Linked DNA regions of Homo sapiens: region 2 is linked to region 1. The links are chromatin loops, found by intact Hi-C in ENCODE. Cell type or tissue: K562. All regions are shown on one strand. Each heading gives the region's core, and the rest is flanking DNA. Links, peaks and the distances in the headings are about the cores only. Region 1 overlaps CNTNAP2 (contactin associated protein 2). Region 2 overlaps CNTNAP2 (contactin associated protein 2).

Region 1 (2,924 bases), core at 285-2,784:
TTACACCCAAACCTTAACGTAGTTCTACTTTAATATAATGTCTAAACAAGTTTCATATAACTTTGCACATGCTAAACCCCTAGCACCTATATATACACAGTGGGCTAAAATACTGTGCTGGCGCAGTCTCATAAAACCTCTGTAAAAGACTGCTTGTGGGTTGTAGGCCTCAGTCTACAGTCCCCAATAAGACTTCTAAATAAAACCAACTTTAATTCTTCAAAAGTTTTTTTTTTCTTTTTTCTTTTTTTTTTGTCTTTAGTTGACATTACATTTCCTTTTATCCATTGATATGGTTTGGCTGTGTCTCTACCCAAATCTCATTTTGAATTCCCAAGTGTTGTGGGAGAGACCTGGTGGGAAGTAATCGAATCATGGGGGCCAGTCTTTCTCATGCTGTTCTTGTGATAGTGAATAAGTCTCACGAGATCTGACGGGTTTAAAAAGAGGCATTCCCCTCCACAAGCGCTCTCTCTCTTGCCTGCCTCCATCCACGTAAGATGTGACTTGCTCCTCCTTGCCTTCCACCATGATTGTGAGACTTCCCCAGCCATGTGGAACCGTGACTTTTCCATTAAACCCTTTTCTTTTGTAAATTACGCAGTCTCAGGTACGTCTTTATCAGCAGCGTGAAAATGGACTAATACGTCAACTTTCTGATTTGTACAGCCTCTGTCCCCTCTGCTAGCAGGACAGGTTCTCAGAGATGGTCAGGATGTTGGAGGCTACTGCCCCTGTGCATTTGTGGTGTTCCACTGTTGGGGTTAAGCACACAAGCCCTGGCAGAAGCTATGATGTTGGTAACCTAGATCCTAATGCCATTTCCCCAGGAGACCAGGAGTCAGATCGGTGGAGTGGGCTGATTTCTACTGTCTGTTCTCACCATGTAACCTCTGCTGGTGGCCCTGGGTGACAATATCAGGAAGGATGCTCGGATAGGATGGCAGCCATTCGCTCATGTGTTTTATTCATTCTCTGACTTCCACTTCTTTTTGGATGTCCTTTCTTCATCTTTTCTCTTGAGCTGCCAGCCCAGACCTTCTCTTCTACCCACAAAGGGGGGGTTTGTTGCCCCTCTCCTTAACATTTTGATTATATTTCCTCAGCTCAAAGATATAAGAGGAAAGGCAATTATTAGCTCACCAAGCGACCACTGGGGAAAGGATGCAAATCAAATATATTTAATACTTCAGAAAGCAGGAAGAATTTGTGCACTTTCAAATAGCCAAGCTCATTGAATGTGCACAGAATCCATGATTCATAAACTGGATTCCTTCACGTATTCAGTCACTCAGTCAACACTTCTTGAAACTCTCGTGTGTGCCCAGGGCTCAGGGACAGAGCAGTGAGATGTGAAAGCGTAAGAAAAATCCCTGGATTGTACCCTTTGAATGCAACGGCAAGCTTCCATTTCTATAAGTAATACCAAGTCCTACCGCCATCGCGGTATCCGCGACAGATGCAAGTAACCCGCGCTATAACCTAGGACTCTGGTTTTGGTCGGTGTTTATAGAAAACCACACCCAAGCCAGTTTCACAAGATTTTCCCTTCCCTACGCTCACTGGTTACAGCTAATGACCACTAGAGGGCATTTTAACACTAGCTCCGAACTCGCTCCAGGACCATGTCCATCAAAATCTTCAGACTCAATCCCAGGACTGACTTCTCCCTGCCTGAGTGGAAGGGCAGCGTGGAACCCTTCAGAACCTCAAACCGCATGTTGAGATACACTTACTTTTCAGACAGAAGATGAATTTAGGTGAGATAAGAACCTGCTTCAGTTACCTGGGCAAGAAACAACCCGCTCTGCCCATTGTGCTAAAAATTTGCTCCAAGAGTTACAATCTTTGAGAGTGATTTTAGTGCACTGCAGATGGATATAACAGTATGATGCTTTGCAGATTGGACTTTAGTTTTCATGCCAGACAAAATAGAAATCCAGGAACCTTATGTTCTTTCTTGAGAGGTGATTTATGTATTTAATGCACTTGGAGGAAAAAAAAGTGAACTCCCAACCTTGGTCTTACAAGCTTTAGCCGTATTCTGGAGAAAGAAAGAGAGGACTGACATCTCAAACCCTAAACTGGATCAGAAATTGCATTGCAACTGCCTTCCCACTGAGCTGCATGAAATGTAAAACGAAGTAAACACATTTTTCTGGAGTGTAGGAATGGAGGTACTGTCTAGCCCTGGAGTGCATAATTCATTTGCAGATGAAATTGCTTTAGAAAACAAATGAAAAATGTGGAAGTGTTGACATATTCATTATGAGTCTTTTTCTGTTTCAGATCAGATGGGCTTGATGGCTTAGAACTTATTTTCTTAACATATTTTCTGTATAATTTTTATGAAGGGCAAATGTTGAATCTCTGTAGTAAAAAATAAATAAGCTAATGTGATCCTCCCCCCTCCACCATGGAAACCTTGAAGGAACAGCTCAAATGCCTTTGTGAGACTGCTCTGATCCACTCTTTCCTCCTCAGGATTATTCATTCCCCTACTTTTCTGTGCTCCCACAGCACAAGCTTATACTTCAATGGGCACTTGGTTCATATCTGTATGACTGATGGTCTTTCTTCTACTGGACTGGGCTCATGGAGGCAACAGCCATGCTGCATGCTGGGAATATACTAGGTGCTGAGAATATGCTTAATGGGTTGAACTACAAATCAATGGAAAGAAACCATAGTCCCAAAGAGCCTGTTGGTACTGATCCTGACATCTGCTATTTTATTTTTTGCTTTTAAGAAAGAGAAGGGAATTGGGAATGAAGGAAGAAAACTACCGTTTTATTGGGTCATAGACTATGCTAGATTTTTTTTTGTATTTCCATTTAACATACACAAACTGCATTAGAAAAGATGGACTTACTCCAATTTTAGAAATTAAGTCAACAGAGATTTCATTAACTTGCTAGAGAACA
Region 2 (2,924 bases), core at 168-2,667, 1.0 Mb after region 1:
TTTTTGTTGGGTTTAGATTATGTTCTTTACTGTAACTTTCCAAAATAATTTGCCTTTCTTTCATTTTTCTATTTTGTCATACAAGTTTTTAGCAACTATTTTTAGTGTCACTATACAGAAACAGCATGATGTTTGATTTTATCTTGTAACTTGGTTAGGCCATGGTGGTCAGACATCACTCTGGATATTTCTGTGAGGTTATTTTAGGATGAGATTTACATTTAAGTTGCTGATTTTTAGTAAAGCAAATCACCTTCTGCTATGATCTGAATGTTTGCGTACCTCTAAAATTCATATGTGGAAGCCTAGTCACTAATGTGATATTAGGAGGCAGGACTCTTGGGAGGCGATTAGATTATGAGAACAGAACCCTCATGAGTGTAATTAATGCCCTTAGAGGCCCAGAGAATTGGCTTGCCTCTTCCATCGTATGAGGACACAGCAAAAAGACAACTCTCTACTAACCAAGAAATGGGACCTCACCAGACACTGAATCTGCCAGCAGCTTGGACTGCCCAGCCTCTAGAACTGTGAGAAATACATTTCTGTTGCATGCTATTTTGTTATAGAAGCCTGGAGAAACTAAGACATCCTTCTTATTGAGGTGAGGGTAGAGGGAGGAGAGTTCATCCAATCAGCTGAAGGCCTGAACAGAACCAAAGGTTGACCTCCCCAGGCAAGAGGATATTTAGTGAGCAGACAAGCCTTCAGATTTGATTTGCAGTAGTCTTTCTTCCCTGGGCCTCCAACGTGCTGGCCCACCTGCAAATTTTGGATATGCTATCTGCCATAATTACATGAGTCACTTCTTTAAAATAAATCTCATATATATGCCATATATATGTGTGTATATATATATATGCCATATATATGTATATATATATATGCCATATATATGTGTATATATATATGCACGTTATATGTGTATGTGTGAGTCTTATTTATATATAAGATTTTACAGAATTGTAAATATGTGTATATGTAAATATATATGCATGCATATATTTGTATATATAAATATATACATGTGTGCATATATATGTGTATACACACACACAGATACATATATCCTATTGGTTCTGTTTTCCTGAAGAACAATGACTAATGCAAACAATGACCAAAATTTGAAGATAAAAGCTGAAAGGAATTGGATTTTATTCTACAATGAAATTTTTTTTTTTTTTTTTTTTTTTTGAGACAGAGTCTTACTCTTTTGCCTAGGCTGGAGTGCAGTGGCATGATCTCAGCTTACTGCCAACATGCCACGCTAACTTTTGTATTTTTAGTAGAGATGGGGGTTTCAACCAGGTTGGCCAGGCTGGTCTTGAACTCCTGACCTCGTGCTCCACCCACCTTGGCCTCCCGACGTGCTAAGATTACAGGCATGAGCCACCGCGCCCAGCCTCTAAGATGAAATTTTATTTGAGATCTAGATCAATGAAAGCAAATGGGTTTCCTCTCAAGTGCTCCCTCTAGTGGACTGGCAGTGGCTGTCTGGACCAACCCGGGATGAAACAGCAACTGATGCTCTGTGGAGGCTGAGGTGGATTGAGGGGGCCACAGGGCTTATTTGCTACCCCACAGAGAGACGACTCCCTCCATCCCAGTAATACACTGAGGAAGGTCATTTTGTGCACAATGCATTCTCTAGAGAATTCCACTTTACACCGAGGTTTTTATTTTTAATTTTTTATTTTTTTAGAAAAGGGATATTTTCCTCTCATTTAATGGCATGATTAAAATAATTCCTTCCCAAAATGAGAATTAATACTCTTCTGAGGGCCAGCAAGGGCAAAAAAGAACAATATAATTTCTGAGTTTAGACAAAAGCAAAATTATTTTTGAAGTCGTCTAAGTATTTGGGGAAGTTGCAAAATTAAACCTCCAGAGGTTTAATGTCTTCTAAACATTTCCCTTTTAATCCCCTAAGGCCCTCTAGAAATTTCGTTTTCAGTGCCTTTTGTGGCCATATAATAAAAGTTTTCTACACTGAGGTCACTTTACCCAGCTTTACTTTCTAGAGTAAATTTTTTAATGTTGTGGACTCATATAGCTTATTAAAATGAGTAGTACTAAGAATCTAAGAAATAAGTATCTTCTATATGAGAAAACAGTCTGAGAACTATCTCTTTGCATTATATTTTTAAACAAATGATTAAAAAATATATGGGCAATAGGAAGTGATTACTTGGCCTGATCATGCTGACACCACAAAATTACAACCTCTCTTCAATCAGGTCTTAGCTCACAGAAGTCTTAAAAATCTGCTCTCCATCTACTTACCCTGCTTATCATATCATCTACCTATTTGTTATGTGTATCTCTCCCACTAAAATGTAAGTTCCTGGTGGATCATCACTTCATCTTTCTTGTTCATTGGTGTATCATCAGGACCTAAACTGGTGCCTGGCATTTACATGGAAGAAATATTTGTCCAGTGAATGGGTGGATGACTGGACTGCTTTATATTGTCAAGATTTAATCAGCCATTAAGAGAAAATTACAAGGAAATCTGAGAATTATATATCTATTTTGGAGACAAAAACTAACATTTAATATATATTTTTTTAACATATAGGGTGCTTAGTAAAGTCTACTCCTTGCAAAGAAACGTCATTTTCTTTTTATTGGCTAATGAAGGCTGCTGGCCCCTGATCTCCCAACGGGAGCTGATAAAGCGGAGATGTTCAGAAGTGGCTTTTCTTTAACCCTTCCACACTCTGTGGAGAGTAGGTTGGGTTCCTGTGTGTATCAGATAACTTTGTATATTTGAAATAGGTCTTGCCAGACCCAGGATGAAATGTACAAAGAGCAAGAATGGGAAAATGCAGCATAGTCCCCAAAGGGTGAAGTGTCTTGGGAGAGAATGACAGTTGAAGAATTTAGATTTATTAAGTCAAGAATGGAGTCCCCACCTCCACCTC

What was found. Peaks named below come from ENCODE experiments on the same cell type or tissue, not always from the same donor. Only the 100,000 strongest peaks of a DNase experiment are listed, where the experiment ranks them.
Region 2: it touches region 1 in a loop (5-fold over the local background); 7 of 110 quality-filtered maps call a loop at or near these places.

The regions. Positions count from the first base shown.
Region 1 is chr7:148,241,121-148,244,044 of GRCh38, reverse strand. All of the region lies in intron 20 of CNTNAP2 (contactin associated protein 2), which reads right to left. Among named protein-coding and RNA genes, the nearest start is that of C7orf33, 350 kb to the left of the region's middle. In K562, for the core only: a CTCF peak has its summit at 1,586 (motif pointing right); a DNase peak (open chromatin) is centred at 1,574.
Region 2 is chr7:147,244,032-147,246,955 of GRCh38, reverse strand. All of the region lies in intron 8 of CNTNAP2 (contactin associated protein 2), which reads right to left. Among named protein-coding and RNA genes, the nearest start is that of MIR548F4, 130 kb to the left of the region's middle. In K562, for the core only: a CTCF peak has its summit at 1,473 (motif pointing left); a DNase peak (open chromatin) is centred at 1,485.